Regions from separate parts of the Mus musculus genome. Here region 1 is linked to region 2. A link is a loop called in an ENCODE intact Hi-C map of the cell type or tissue named here. Cell type or tissue: heart. All regions are shown on one strand. Each heading gives the region's core, and the rest is flanking DNA. Links, peaks and the distances in the headings are about the cores only. Region 1 overlaps Taf3 (TATA-box binding protein associated factor 3). Region 2 has its middle 190 kb from the start of Gm30957.

Region 1 (8,108 bases), core at 2,027-7,026, 1.3 Mb before region 2:
AGAGGTCAGAGGAGGATCTCAGAACTCATGCAACTTAAGTCGCCATGTGGGTGCTGGAAACAGAACAAGCACTTTTAACCTCCCAGCCAGCTTTCCAGCCCCTCGTTGTAGATTTTTTTAAAATATCACTTTTTTAAAAAAAATATCATTTTGTGCATGTTTAAATTTAGAGATTTCAGATGTGATCCTTTAAGAAAAAAGGTAGATAATTAGGAGGTAGAAAAAGTGGCTTGGACTACTATACAAGTAATAATGTAATAGTGAAAATATACACAAACGTGCATGTCTCTCTCTCTCTCTCTCCCTCTCTCTCTCTCTGTCCATCTCTCTCCGTCTGTCTGTCCATCTGTCTCTCTCTGTCTTTTAAGAGCCTGTGGAAAGAAACATAACTATGGACTTCTCTGGAGAGGAAACAGTAGCATTCTAATCCATGATCACCTTGCTCCTTGCCTTTTGTAATCCATCATTCCTTTAAGTATGAAAATCTCATCACTCACTTCTTTTAAGTTCTGGTCATTTTCAGGAAAGTATATCCTTGTAAAAAATTAATTTCTGATCCTCGGGATATGGGAATATTCTATTTTATCTCTATTATAATTCTCTGATACTTTCAGAATTCATTCTTTGTTTCTTCTGGTTTTCCTACCACTGACAATGTAGAATATAATGTCTTTACATGTGCATTCCAGCCTAATGAAGGATGCTTTTAGTAGCTCATTACAAAATAAGAGATTAGATGTAAGTTTCCTTTTTCTCTTGGTTCCCTTTATAAAATTGAAAACACCACCATTAATAAGATATGAAGACCTACGGTTGGAAAGTTGGGTGGTAACTCTTAACCTAACTCTTGAACGTTTGCAGCCCTCACTAGGCTGTGAGCTGCTGAACTTGACATCCTTCTGTCTGTCTGCTTCAGTCTCCCAGTTTTCACAGCCTTGAATGTCTCAGCAGGCCTTGCCCTTAGTCTTTAAACTCAGCCTGATAGTTTCCTGCTGTGGCCACTTTGTTCTTCAGAATGTTTTCAAGGTTTTCCCTTCTTAAAGTCAGTTTCATCTTGAGCTGATTTGAAGATAAAGTTTCTGCAGCAGAAGTTTGTAGGTCCCTCTGATAGAATTAACCTACTTATTATAGGTAAATAATAAATAAATAAATAAATAAATAAATAAATAAATAACAGGAAGTCTTCTATAGTCTAGTCAGCTAATAGTGAAGTCGTAATTATTTAAGATCAGTTGTTTAATATGCTAGTTCAGAAACACTGGTTTGTATTTTTGGTTGTTGGTTGGTGTGTTTTTAGTTTTGGTTGGTTGGTTGGTGTTTTGTTTTGGTTTGGTTTTTTTCATGGCAGGGTTTCTCTGTGTATCCTTGTAGACCAGGGTGGTCTGGAACTCAGCTATCATCGTGGCTCTGCCTCTTGAGTGCTGTGCCACCACTGCCCAGCCATAAGCAGTATTTCTTAATGCCCTCCCTATCTGATAGTGTAAGATTCAAAGCTTTGATAAATGTCACGGAGAGGATTGTATTGTGATTTCCTACAAACATCTAGATTTGTTGTTCCAGCTATAGCTCCATGGTTATTTTGTTAGTAATAGCTGTTACCATCACCAACTGTGTGTGGCTAGAAAGGGTGTTCTTGTGGAACAGGTTTTTGTGTTAAAGAAATATTTCTAGTTACAAGAGATAATAAGTAAAGTCATATATTGTCTCTGCTCTGAATTGGTTTCAATAATTTGTTGTTGAAGACCTGTTGTTAATGAGTTGGGTGGTGACTTTTATGGCATGCCAAGAAAAATATTCATACATTTAATTGGAGATCTTAGTTTCTTTAGCTCTCTGAATTTTTTACCAAGAAATGTTGAAGTATTTCTAATATCTATTTATCACTTAAATGTGGTTTGTCTTTAACTAGATATATAGTTGGAAACATTCTTTGAATTCAGTTGTTTTAAAACTACAAATTTCATCAGAAGGCTTTTCATATGTCAAGTTAAACATTGGTTTAGGTTTAACGTGACACAAGTTGGATTTCATCATTTACATTAAAAGCAGCACAATTTCCTGGCCTTTTTTTTTTTTTTTAAAAGAAAATCAGAGTAAAGAGCTAAATCCGAGTGGAATGGCCCAGCCTGCTTCCCAAGCCTGCACAGCAAGCAGGCGGCTGGGTGCAGAGGGAGCTCACAAGAACCCACTTTCACTTCTAGGCGCCTCTCTGCAGACAGAGCTACCTGTGCCACCTCTGGCCTTGTAACTAAAGTACTTCATGAAGTTAAAGAAAATTCTCAGAAAATGCTGCTTCCTTCATTCTACAAGGCTACTCATAGTGCTAAGATTTCTGTTCTTCCTGGCCTTTCCCCCCTATAAAAATGTCATACTTTATGTCTGCAGGGTTCTATAACTGCCAGTAGAGGGCACTGTTGTAACGCAAGAGAAATGTATTGCTTCCCTAACTCCTTGTCTGCCTTTGCAATTTGCAGTGTTTTTAAAAGCAATATTCTCTATGTAATTAAAATCCGTTCTCTGTATAATTAGCAGTTGAGCCGTATTCTTTGTGGCAGAGTTTGTTTGTGGATGGCATTTTTTTAAGTCTGTGTTCCATCTATAGCTAAGTGCCTAAACTGCCCTCTATTAAAATATAGGAAGTTGTGTTGCTTTTTCTCTACACTAAGCAATGCTGGAGATGGAAATGTATAAAAATTACTTTAGGTTTCATTTAGGCCCTACGAGCTAATTATCCAGTAGGGAACGTTTAAAATTCTTGGTTCCAGTGGAGTTAATATGCCATGGTCAAGAGGAGTGTTCGGGTGCCTGGCGTAGTAGCAGGACCGCTAATTCTGTGCTAGTGCTCTGCTGATGCAAGCTACTGATCACCTTAGCAAGTTTGCTAATAACTTTTCCTTTCGTGCTTCCTTAAAATCATATGCCATCGATACAGTTATCAAACCACTAAAGAGTGATGTGGAAAGGTGGCTGAAACTGCCTCTCTTGCTTAACTCTCATAAATGTCATTTGGAGTGACTAAATGTGTACTCATGGCCTGGCCTCTGCAGGCTCTGGAGGGCAGTGAGACTAGAGAGTCCCAGCCTGGAGTTCAAGCGCCCGGGCCGGCCGGCCACACTTCGTAAGCTTTATGGTTTGCCTCCCCAAGTAGTCTAAAATCAAAGAAATTGATTTCAAGGCCAAACTATAACGTCTTTTCTCAGTTTTGGAACTGAAACTTTATGACTAATATTTTGAAATTATTTCATTTTGTGCTTTAAAGTTGCAAGAGAAATTTAGTTGAGAATCAGAAATCTTAGCACTATGAGTAGCCTTGTAGAATGAAGGAATCAGCATTTTCCTGAGAATTTTCTTTAACTTCATGAAGTACTTTAGTTACAAGGCCAGAGGTGGCACAGGTAGCTCTGTCTGCAGAGAGGCGCCTAGAAGTGAAAGTGGGTTCATGTGAGCTCCCTCTGCACCCAGCCGCCTGCCTGCTGTGCAGGCTTGGGAAGTAGGCTGGGCCATTCCACTCGGATTTAGCTCTTTACAATCTGATTTTAAAAAACAAAACAAAACACTGTGTTAACATTTGAGAAGAGTGAGCCTGTGTAAGGGCACTATCATAACATAAAGGGAAACACTTGGAACTATCTTTCAGGCCTCAGTCACTGGAGGTGTCATTTCAGGATATTTGAGTTTAACTAAAGTGAAAGCTGAAAATTTCAGGCTATGGTAAGGAAGGATTCTGCTGTTTTTCACAGAGTTTTTCTGATGTTATAGCTGTCCCCAAAGGAAGACATTCAGTTTCTTCCCTGTTGGTCCCCTGCTCCTTTGTACTTCATGGGACTTCTTAAGACAGAGGCTTTGCTGTTTGTTTAAAATATACTAGGTAGGTTAGAAAAAAAAATAACTGAATGTTGTTTATCTGAAGGCATAAAACCATTGCTTTCTTATTTCTTATAACCAAAGAGGAAATAAAGCAAAATTTCCTTTTGTTGGAGCATTTGTATTGAATGTGGGGACTTGCCTGTATTGTCTTGTAATGGTTATCGCTGCCTTTTCGCCCACAGAGGCTATCACAGGTTTTAGTCTGGGCTGTTTGTATTCAGCAAGGTCAAGATAAGTTTTATCTCTACAGATAAGTCAAGTGCATTAGGATCGATAGGCAATAGTAAAATTCGCTGAAAATATTATTGCCAAGTTCTTAATGATTTTTAAAGCTATAAGCTTGTCATGTGGAATATACCCATACTGGTTTTTATTTATTTGAATGGCACTAAAAGTGTCATTAATTATGCAGGCTTTTTAAAGAGACAGGAACCGATTAAAGTAGCGTTTGGGCAGCCGTGAGCCGTGAGCTCCAGTGTTAAACTGATGAAGTATGAGAAGCTGCTTGGTTTTCTTTTTAAAGAAAATGCCAAGAGAACAAATATTATAGAAGGCATTTATAAATTAAAAACATAACTTGAGTTTCCTTGTTAAAATAATCATTTTTGACTTTGTATAGATATCCATCTTACCCAGGGGCCACGCCACAGATTTTGGTTTCCTTAGCTGAGAAACTCTGGTGGGAAAGGAAACCTATCCTACCCGTACGAGGAGCTGTGAGGAACCCTTTGTAAGAACTGCTGCTTGAGTGTGTGACAGGCAGAGAAGACAGGAAGGACACAGACTCATTCACTGGTTTGTTTTTAACTCAGAGGAACACCCTTCTGATACCTTTCTCATAGAGTTTCGAGTCTGTTTGTTTCCATTTTCTGCAGGTAAGACCACCATCACCTTAGGGCAAATGTACCTAGAATTTATTTTCTTTCTTGGTAGCAATCCTGCTAGATGCCCCCATGCAGGGGCCACATTACAGTTGGAAAGCACACGCTCTAGAGAAGTTACATGTCTCGGTGGGCTTTCTTCTCCAGCGTTATGTAACAACAACGCTTTGCAGACTTTACAGCCTTGGGATTCCGTATTTTGTTATGGCTGTATGAGTTTATGCTTTTCAATTTCTTAAAATATATGTTCTTCGCTCTTGCTCCTTTAGAGATCAGTCGGTGGCTTTTCCTTGCTTTAAGGGGACTTTTCCTCTCTTAGTGGATAATTGAGGTAAGGAGACTGGGACCAACTTCGGTGTTGATTTCAGGTGTTCTTATTCCTACACAGGAAACCGTGTCACTCATTGCCCCAGAATTGTGCCTCTTGTGTTCTTTCCTCCCTCCTTCTCTCTCAGTACTTAATGCATTTATGTGACCACTTAAGTAAAAGTTATAGAAATACTTGGCACCCTTCTAGAAACTGTTAGCATTTTCTTTAAAAATTTCTATAGAAGATGATCTTTGGGTCGTATGCTTCTTAGTTCTGATAGTGTGGCCCACACAGCCACCAGTGTAGCTACAGCAATGTTTCCTCAACACACATACAGAAAAAGCTGTGATTTCTTTCTGGATCCTCTAGACTGTGCTGTGAGAGGGAGAAAGCCCAAAGGCTGTGTGGCCTCACTGGCTGAAGGGCTGCTCTAAGCACTGGCGCTGGCGGGCACGCAGGGAGCCGTGGCCCCAGCTGAAAAGTTACGTGAAAGACAAGTTGGTGTCTCGTCTCAGAGTTATCTTTGTGTGGCAGGCCTAATGCAACACTAAGAGTTAGAGCTTTAAAAATAGAACAATGGTCCTTTTAAAATATAGTTAGTGTAGTGAATTTACCCCCAAACTCTCCGGTGTCTCATTACTCAAAAAAAAAAAAAAAAAAAAAAAGAGGAGAAACTGTCCTGCCAGCAAAGAAGTGCATTGGGGAAATGGCCACTCTCTTTGAGAACATTTTAATTCAGTTTTAATCAAGAGGGCAATAAAAGAGGAAACATTTTAAAACTTGGTGTTTTCTTCTAGGATTGATTTTACTGATAGAAAATAGGCTGCAAACTGTGTCGGAAGCTCCCGTTGTGGCGAACGGAAGTCTGTAGCTGTGACATGAGGTGGTTTCTCTGCCTAGGGCTTTGCCTTCTCTGTAGAAGGAAGGGACATACCTACTGACCAGAAGCAGACACGTCACGTGTGGTAAATAGCTTGGAGCACTCTTTATGGTTACCTTTTCTTTGCTCCTAAGTAATTGTTAAATAAAAATTTTAGTAGAGAAATGAGAGCACTGTTTAAGATGAATTTTTTTAAAACAGTCTGAAGTACATTTTAGAATTTTAAAATAATTATTGTTTCCTGAAAACAACACTTTAGCTTCCTGTTTAGCGAACACTCATATTTTTAACTGTGAACCTGGCGTTCTGTAAGCTGAAATAGAACATTTTATATAAAGTTACTTGGGGCAAGAAAGTCTAGGTGTAGGTTATCCCACGTGCACATATTCTAAACATTTCCTCATGGTTTCGTTAAAAGACCACTTATTGTTGAAGCTTTAGGTCGAGATTGTTGATATCTGGTGTTCACGGGACAAAAGAAAGGGACGGTATAGAAATTAGTGTGTGATAGCTGTCTACAGTCATGAATGTAAATTGTTATGTCATGTCGCGTGTAATCTGTGAATTTGGACATCGACACATATTTTCAAAAGTTGTGAAAGTTCCTTGGTTTAATTATTGTTATCACTGGAGAGATGCCAAGATCCTCATTTCCCCTGAAATCTTCCCGTGGGCTGGAAGGGCTTTTTTCACCTCCTAAAGCTTGTCTTCCCCTCCTCAGACAGGTGGCCTGACGCCGGGAAGCGTGCTGCTTTCTCCCTGCACAGGGACCTCATCTGCCTCCTTTATCCTCAGCAATCTAAGTAACTGTCAGCCTGGCCTGCGGAGCTCTCTGGAGTTCCTTCTCGCTCGCTCGCTCCATTCCAGTGGCGATCCCTCACCTCATGTTTAGTTTTGCTGTTGCCGCCCTTCTTGGGCTGTTCAAGTCTTTCTTTATAATGTGGCTATAGCTTCTGTCACACGACCACACGCTTAGTCTAAAGCCTCGTAGAGTACATGAGACAGTAGCAGTGTCTGAGTCCTTAGAGGCAGTTAATACTGATTTTATACAATTCTGAAAAGACAGTTTGAGTGTGTAGCTTTGGGACTGATCTTAGACCCGGTGGGTGTTGAGGTGGAATACTTAGAGGCCTTGCCATTCCTTTCATAGTTGACTGTTTGCAGTTATTAGTTAGCTAATTTCTCAGTGTTTAAAACCCAAGTCAGATAGCCCCATTTCTTAGCCTGAAATTGTCTGCAAATGTTAAAGAAAATATAGTTGTCATTTCTTGCTCAATTCTTGAAGGCACAAAGGGGGGAAACATTTACAGTATTTTGGCACCGGTTTACTTCTAAATCCTTGGACCGTGAACAAAACATGATATCATATACAGTGGGGTTTGGGGTACTATTTTAATACACTAGCAATACACATTCCCTTTAGTAATGTGCCATGGTAAAGCACAGAAGTGTTGGAGCTAAGATGGCTGGCTGCTGAGTCCTTTTGAGGAAGTGACTTGACCGAGAACTACAAAGCCAATATGGGACAGAAATAGAGAACATGGCCTTTAATCACATGACACATGCCTCCTCCTTTGGGATCTCATGTGTTATTTTGGAGACGGCTGGCTGATAGGAGCCCCTGTCTGATGGAAGCACATGTCTTTGTCTCCTCGTGTCATGGTCCCCTTGTGGCGGACTCATTGTACTTTAAGATCTCTAGTTTTTCAGTGTACTGCATTTGAGTATGTACTACATGCCACTGGTGTGCATAATGAGAGGCCACAGGTGCTGTGCCTCTGACCTCACGCTGCAAGGCATGCTAAATACAACCTCAGCGGGCATGCATGGCATGAGCAGGAATTTCAGAACTGTTAGTGACAGAGGTGGCGCTTGAGTGAGGTTTCTTGGCTCTTATTCCAGAAGCACTTTAGAGATTGAGGCACTAGAATTATGACTTGAAGGCCAGCCTAAACTACTCAATGGCAAGACCCTCAAATTTTGAGACCCTTTTAAAAGAGAAATATATAAAATTTTAGATATGAAAGCTGATTAAAATACCTATCAATAATATAATAAAGGCCGTGAAATGTTATATAACACTAAAAAAGGATCTTTAGGAAGACAGAGTGTAGAAAAATCTCTCAGACGTCAAGTTCAGTGATAGAATCTAGGTTCAGACAGTACCTGT
Region 2 (8,108 bases), core at 1,760-6,759:
TGTTTATGGAAACTAAGGAGATTAGTGGTCATAGGAGGTTGAGAATTGGCAGTATGTGAACATACACCAACATGCAATATTGTCTAGTATAAAAACACCCTTCTATAATGCAATGCTATCTACCATAAATATATACAGTGAGATGTTTTAATTGTTTCATGCTATAATAGATTTTGGGGAGCTTTTCATCCAGAGAGAGGAAGCTTTGGAAGATTCTACGTATGACAAGCTAGCCAAAAATCAGCTTTGTGACTTAAAACTTGGTCTACATAGTAAGTAACTAGAGTCAAACCTTGTATCCGAATCCAACCAAGTAAACACATAATGTATTGGTTTTTTTTTTATTTCTAAACATAGAAGCAGAGAAATCGATTGGAAATAGGAGATGTATTACTTACTGTATTTGTAGCGCTAGGTACAAACACCAACCAGAAAGAACTGAAAATTACCAATAGCACTGCAGTTCAGTGATGGAACATTCAAGAGTCCATTGTTTTACTTCCTAGTGCTGAAAGAAAACAGAAGTACCATTGAGTAAATTATATTTGAAGGAGAAATACATCCATAGATTCACCTATTTAAACACTAGGTCCCTCCCAGATGATGGCCCGATTAGGAAGGCTGTAGAAGTTCCATGAGTTGGAGCCTTGCTGAAGAAAGGGGTTTCCTGGGAGCAAGTCTTGCAGTTTAATGGCCCACACAACTTCCTCTGGCCTCTATGCTTTCTGACTCATCAACTACTGAAGTGTAGCATCCCAGAGGCAAAGCCCAGCCATCTTTCTGTCCCCTGACACCATGCCCTTCTCTCCGTGGTGGACCATCACAAGCTGGTATTATCCCTTCCTCGGTTAAGTTGCTTCCTGTCAGACATTTGGTCAGAGCAATGAGAAATGTTAGTAACAGAAATGCCTATTCCTTATGTAAAGGAAAGCACTGTTCAGTAAATCCAAAATGAGAAAACTAAGGGAGAATAAAAGAGAGAGAATGAATTATAAGCAATGCTGACAGAAAATGTGAAAGAAAAGATCTGCACTAGAAATACTAAAGTTAGCTCCAAGTATAACAAAACCCATAACCAAAATTGAAGGAAAATCAATAGCAAAGGCAGGTGTTCTCTTAGGAATCAAGAATATATCTAATCATAATGACAATAACAATGTCTTATAAAAATAATATTAAAAATATTATCATCTTCAGTTGAATAACAACAAATAAAATCAAAGGATCACAAATAAATGGCAACACTACTGTTTAAAAACCAAAGGAAAACAAAATAAGGGCATTGTTTGAGAACAAAGATGAAAAGGACTCACTAATTCTTTAAAAAGTGATGTAATTTATAATAAAGTTAAGACATTCAATTTCAATTTTAAAGAAAAAATTACAATCATTCATGTAACAGGCTCAAAATAAATTTAAGTTTACTGTCTTCAAGTTTTATATAATGCAAAGTATCAAAGCATTCTGTTATAAATAGATTTAGATTTTGACATAAAGATATCCAACCAGGAGTATTTTAATCAAGATTAAAGTGATCTATATGCTAGAATATAATAATAAACCTTATGTTCAGATAGATGATTGATAATATTAACTATGAAGAGATGCTTTGAAATTTGCACCTACAGATTTTTTCAGTTGGCTAGGAGATAAATATATTAAGATATGTAAAATTAATATATTAGACATTACTCTGATATTTAATTTTACTGACTTAAAATAAGCATAAATTACTCTGATCCTTTGAAACTCACTGGAAAGGATCCTTCAGAGAAAAGCCAGAAAGCAAAGCAGAACTACAATAGAAAGACAATACATAAAGACAAAAACAATTAACTTTATAAATGGCTGTATCACTGGTAGTCATAAAATGTAAAGTGGGATTATGAATATGTGATAAATTTCTAACAAGAAAACATAATACTCATTGACAAATAATTTATATAGTAGAATTTTGTCTTAATTTTAGCTTATTCAAATTTAAGATAAAATACAACAGAGTTTTTAAAAACAAATACTCTAAAGAATAGATTCAAGATAAACAACAGATCTGTTCTTGAAACACTCTGAAAATTTAGAATTCATGAAGTGATAATTCTGTATTTCAGGGTTCTTTCAGAAAACAAAACCTGTGTTGTCTTTTTTCACTAGGATCAATAAGCAGATACACAGCTCAGTTTGTACTAATGAGACAGATGATTTGCTAGATGGATTTTAGACATGTGTTATGTGTCACTCTTCTGTAAGCATGCACTTTCAAGAGGTTACTGATAGATTATTGAGGGCACAGTTTTTATAAATACTGTATTGTCTCAGCACAGTAGCTTCAAATTTTACTTAAATAACCACACAGAGCACTAACATCTCCTATAGTGAGTTATGCATATTTCTCATAGAAGAATAAATTATAGTGAGGGATTCAGTTGCTGAATGATACCACTTGTGATGTTTTAAAGCTAGGGTAGAACTGAGACCATCTGCAAGCAAGACTACTAAATTCCCTCAGGCAGCTTCTGAGGTTGCTCCACCATAGGCAACAAATGGCATAGATTTGGATCAGTTTTTCTCTACTCTGCTTCTCCTTGAGTTGGCATACACTGGCTGACAATTAGAATTAAATAGACCATTGTCAGATGCCTGAATATTTGATGATAATACATTGCACGACAAACTAAGAAAAGAAACGACAACAAAACAGAGTTGGACCAATGAGTTGGTTTATAGGGCAAAGGTGCATGCTGCCAGGCCTGATGATCTGAATTCCATCCCCAGAAGTCGCATAGTGGAAGAAAAGAACTGACTCCCAAGAGCTATTCTTCTATCTCCATATGCATGTACACTCCATAAAAGCACACACGCACACATGCACACGTGCACATGTGCTCACACATGCATGCGCGTGCACCCGCACCCCCCCACACACACACACAAGGAGAAAGAGAGAGAATCAATTAATCAATTAATAAATAAACATAAGAGAAAATTAGAAAAGCACCACTGCCCGCAAAAAAATTATGATGCAGTGTAGAATGTGGTGTAGAAACTGCTAATACGAAATACTGATTTCAAATGTAGCACCTTTGTCCTTGGAAAAGCATGTTCACTGCCATGAATAAACTTTTTTGAAAGTGTATTTTTTTTTAACTTTGCCTGTTTTTATTTTCCCATCTTTTTTCTTGAGTTATATTTTAAGAAAATCTCATTTGTGTTTTCAAAATATAAAATTTCAAATTTCATCTGAAAGTATTTGAATGCTCTCTTACATATTTAAGAGTCCATGTTTGTCTGCAATGTATTTATCTTGAATTCATAGATTTTTTATTAATATTTTAACAGGATTCTATCTCTTTTTAGCCTTCAAATATTAAATGCCCCTCCTGGGGATCTGTCAGAGCATAGAATTCACGGGAAGGCAGGGACAAAAATGTTCCTGGGGACCTTTCCTTTCCACTTGGAAGCTGTGTCCTGTTGGTTTGTATGCCTGCATCCTCAGCTACTCTTTAAATCTTGAAAAAATTCTGTGAACCTTTTAATGACCTCAGTTAAAAAACATTTTTATTTATGTAGCTTCGAGAGCCATGGGGAACACAGACTTCCAGGAAGGCTGGCTCGGCCCAGAGAATGAGGAAGCAGCTAAGAACAAATATTAACCAAGTGAAGGCAGCCTGCTGGAGCCAGAGTGGAAGCAGAGGCAAGTTACAGAATGCATACATTTTATCGTAATAAGAATTCCTCTTTGGCAATGCCTAGGGAAACACATAGGCTAGAAAGGGAGAAGATAACCAGATGTATGTGCAACTATCATGTGGCGAGACATATGTTGAGTATTGTTTTTGTATTAAAGGCTGGAAGACACAGCATCTGCATCAGAATTCTAACTTTTTGTAACTGATGTATAAATCCATGGATGAACTTTACATTAAAATTAAATAAGTGTAACCCTGGATGTTAAACTACGTGTATCTTTGTTCTAGAAGAGCTTTGCTCAGTCATTCTCTAGTGTGCATATCTCATTAGCAGCAAGTGTTCTTGTCACATAATCCATGAGCAGGCTACCAAGATGTGTGGGTAAGCCACAAAATTCTCCATAGGGAGGCATTGATGTTTTTTAATTTGTCTACATTTATTCTTGAGTTTAACTTTTAAATGTAGACCAGGCTGGACTCAAACTGTCTATGTTGTTGAGGATGGCTTGTAGTTCCTGAGCCCCATGCCTCACAGGTGTGCCCGGTCGTGTCTCTCTGTGGTCACACATTCTTAACGAGCCTTTTCCTAAATGACTTACATGAAGTGCCACACTTAGTCAGTGTTGTACATTAATTTGCAAATACAAAGATATCAGGAAAGCCCCAATTCACATGCAATTTTAGTAAACATGCACACAACGCCACCTCCCATTTTCTTCCAAGTTAAAAATACATTCAGCTCTACTTCCGTTCGTCAATCTGGCACTCCAGTTCCTCCATGAGTGTGTCTCTGTTGTCTGTGTATGAACACATGTGTCTGGACACAAGATCATAACAACTGGATTTATTTGTGTTTTCAAATCATAATAAGTATTTGAAGATTTTGAAATAGTTTTTTGCTCTCTTATATCTCTAATTAGTTTTCAAATTTCTATTTGTAACTGTAATGTTTTTTTTTTTTGACCTAATGCATTTAACAGGTCTCATACATAACAAGAATAGAGTGGACAACAGTACACAAGGTACCTAAGTCTTGCTTTCAACTGTGCAAAATTTCAACTCAGTCCAGGCCTTGAAGCTCTTAGACAAAGTCCCATGGGGAAGAAGTGAATGTATTCTCTTTGGTTATGAAGAATATCTTTTCCCAAATGTATATGATTAATTAAGGCACTGTAGGAAGGAAACATGGAAAAGATTTAAAAGTTGGCTTTATCCTGTCTAGTTTATCTATAGATCTAAAATGGTATCTATGTATGTTTCCTCTGTCAGAGAGGCCTAGGATAATAAAAAGATGCAATAGTTACGTTTTTAGTCATATATACCCATTAGTTATGAGAATTTTGTACTTGAGTTCTATTTACTAAGAAAAGCCCATGAAACTGACCAAGGTTTCTGGAAGTTAAAGTAGGAGTACATTTCCCAAGAGAAATAAAAGATATGTCTTCATTGTTTTGTTGTTCACATTTGTAGAATATTATCTCACTTTATTGATATAACCACCTTACTGTAGTAATGAAAATAATAATCTAAGATCACCCCTTCATATGAACTAGAAAAGCTATTTACACTTAGATGACTTCTATTCGGATGGATACACTTAAACCTGTATTTCCATGAAAAAAAGTTATTATTCTAGCCTGTGGTAAGGTCTCAAACCTTGTTATCATTTTTAAACTTTGAATTTGTTAGAATTCAAGTGTCTACACATTTATCTCCCCTCAAAATTTGTTGCAAAGCCTTCATTACCATACATATTTTAACAATTTTCCAAAATATTTTCTCTTCTCTTTGTCCATTTACAACAAATGGATCCTGGGAAATGGAAGCATTCTTAGCTCACTGTCTGAACTGCACTTCTGAAGTGTGTGTCCATATTATTGCAAGTTATCTATGGGCCAGGGGAAGATGTTTTAGGCAACGAGGTGCTAAAGAGAATGAAGGATAGCACTACTGCTGTGTGACAGACAACAGTCTAAAGGATACTTAGGTTCTCTGCAAGCTTTCACTAGCAGAAGGCATTAAGGCAATTCTGCTGGTACCTGCTTTATTTTCTACTACATTTTATTTTGCCTTTTCTTCCTCATGCACTTGGTACCATACAGTTCATGATTGGCTGGGTATAAGGGAACATTAGTAACTGTCTTAGCTTTGGAATAAGTCCAAAAGCAAGAAATGTAAAGAGGACATATGTTGTGTCATGAACATAACACAAGTGTAGTTTGCACCTGATTATCCTGAGAAACTTGGGGACCAAGAGCTTTGGCACTAAATTGCATTATGGGCACCAAATTGCATTATGGGCACCATGCATAGTTTGGAGAGAAAAGCTGCCATTGCCACCCAGTGGCAACATGAATTATTGCATGTTCATGTAAATCCCATTTGCTTTGCCAGAGACCCATATGGAGACTGGCAAGGTGTTAATGCATTTTTAAAGGACTAGAAAGTACCTTGTATATTTTGGTTGTGAGTCTAGCCTGTAATGGCCAAACCACCTCTCTTATATCGCTAATTTGTTTGATTTCTCCTTGTCTCTACCTTTACAGGGAAGTTTTCCCTAGGTTTAAAAGAATGAATCATTCTATACAGATAATATCTATCAATATTTAAGAACTACGTGGAAAGATCTTAAGTGGACCACGGATACATACATATTATCATGGGGTTTCCACTTACTAAAATGTTCAGCACTAAATTTCAGATATACAAGTGCTCATTTTTGCCAGTGCTTTGAACACACTGACAATTTATAGGAGACAACAGTTCCCACCTGTGTGATTAGTTATACAAACTAGTAAAGAGCCAGACATAAGAGACACTTATCTTGTGACAATCTTGTGATAATATATTTATTTATTTATTTATTTATTTATTTATTATTTGCGAGTGTATTCATGGAAGGGGGCTCACATTTGTGGATTGGTTCATATCGTGGCTTATATGGGAAGTTCACAGAATATCTTTGTGAATTTAGTCTTCTCCTCCTTAATTTATACTGATTTGATGAATGAAACTCAGGTTCCCAGACTTGCATAGTAATTGCAGTGCTATCTTTACCCACAGAACTACCTTACCAGCCCTGGTCTTACATTTTAGTATTCTACATAAAGAAGAATATTTCTACTACCTTCTGTGTAAGAGCTGATGTTAGTCTCATTTAAGTTTTGAATTCACTAGCAATTCAAATTGTCTTCCTTTTTAAAGCAGCTTCTATTACAATGGTGTTTATTTTCTCCTGTAACACACAGATCATTCAAAGGGCTACATTGTGCAGCTGCCAGCTGCCTATCCCTCTGCCTTTCTACTAGACTTTAAAAGAATCTTAACCTGAAGAGATAGGACATATTCAGAGTTCTCCAACCTTGGCCTCCCATTCTGTATAACTAACTCTTGCTCCTTCATCTTAAAACTCTGTAGACATAGTTAGGTCTCGAGTCTGCAAACAGCAGGATTGTCTGCTGTCCTCTCACAGAGCAAGGCAGTACAGAGAAAAATGGATCACAGATAGTCTATAAAAGACTGGAGTTAATATGCTTGATATGAGTGGGGTTGTTACTCAAGAGAGTGAAAAATGCATTTATATTTTTGATGTGGGATATATATATATATATATATATATATATATATATATATATATATACACAAGACATTGAACGCAATCAACAGCTAAAATGAAAAGTAAGTAACTGAGATTTGTTTGCTGTATGTCTTGCTCATCAGTCAGTAGGCTTTCATTGGAATATATATTCATTTACTTTGGACTCAGTGGTCTAAGCCATTTTCAACAACCCAGGATCTGCCAACAACATGCAAAGTAGAGCAAAATAATATAAAAAGGTATGCATAAAGAATGTGTACATTAACTGTTTAACACACAATGACACCTTTATTTTAAAAGCATATAGCAGAATCAAATCAAATTTAGAAGTGAATGGAATATCTTCTTGCATATTCATTAGTTAAAACACTTAGAAAATTTTTTCTTTAAAAGGAAAACATCTTTTCTTTGCCTTCCCATTTTTCTCCTAGATTTGCGTGACTTACAGGCAAACACTTTCATCCAGAAAGAAATCCATCCAAATTAAGATAATGAATTGGCACATTGTTAAGTATCCATACGAATGTGGTACAGCCTCCACTTATCTCCTCCTTGGATGTGGTGTAGTTACCATGTGTGCTTTACGCCTTGAGGCTGAAAACTGGGTTTTCTGTATACAGCAATATATGTAGCCAACTTAATGTGCTGACCCTTTTACTGTTAATCGTGTAAAAAAATACAAGTATGTGGTTTACAGTTCTCCTCTTCACTTACTTTTGGCCTGGCCTTTGAATTTATAAAGTGTTCTTATTACAGATTGTGATCATGTGTCACAAATCAATTCTGTGACATTTTTGCCACTGGTAGAGAGATACAGGAGTGAC

What was found. Peaks named below come from ENCODE experiments on the same cell type or tissue, not always from the same donor. Only the 100,000 strongest peaks of a DNase experiment are listed, where the experiment ranks them.
Region 1: a loop joins it to region 2, with 13 times the contacts of the local background. A loop is called at or near these places in 19 of 42 quality-filtered maps.

Annotation. Positions count from the first base shown.
Region 1 is chr2:10,004,778-10,012,885 of GRCm38, reverse strand. The region is part of intron 2 of Taf3 (TATA-box binding protein associated factor 3); the gene reads left to right. Among named protein-coding and RNA genes, the nearest start is that of Taf3, 40 kb to the left of the region's middle. In heart, for the core only: a CTCF peak has its summit at 2,405 (motif pointing right); no DNase peak of the experiment used is centred there.
Region 2 is chr2:8,752,251-8,760,358 of GRCm38, reverse strand. No RefSeq gene overlaps it. Among named protein-coding and RNA genes, the nearest start is that of Gm30957, 190 kb to the left of the region's middle. In heart, for the core only: a CTCF peak has its summit at 6,029 (motif pointing left); no DNase peak of the experiment used is centred there.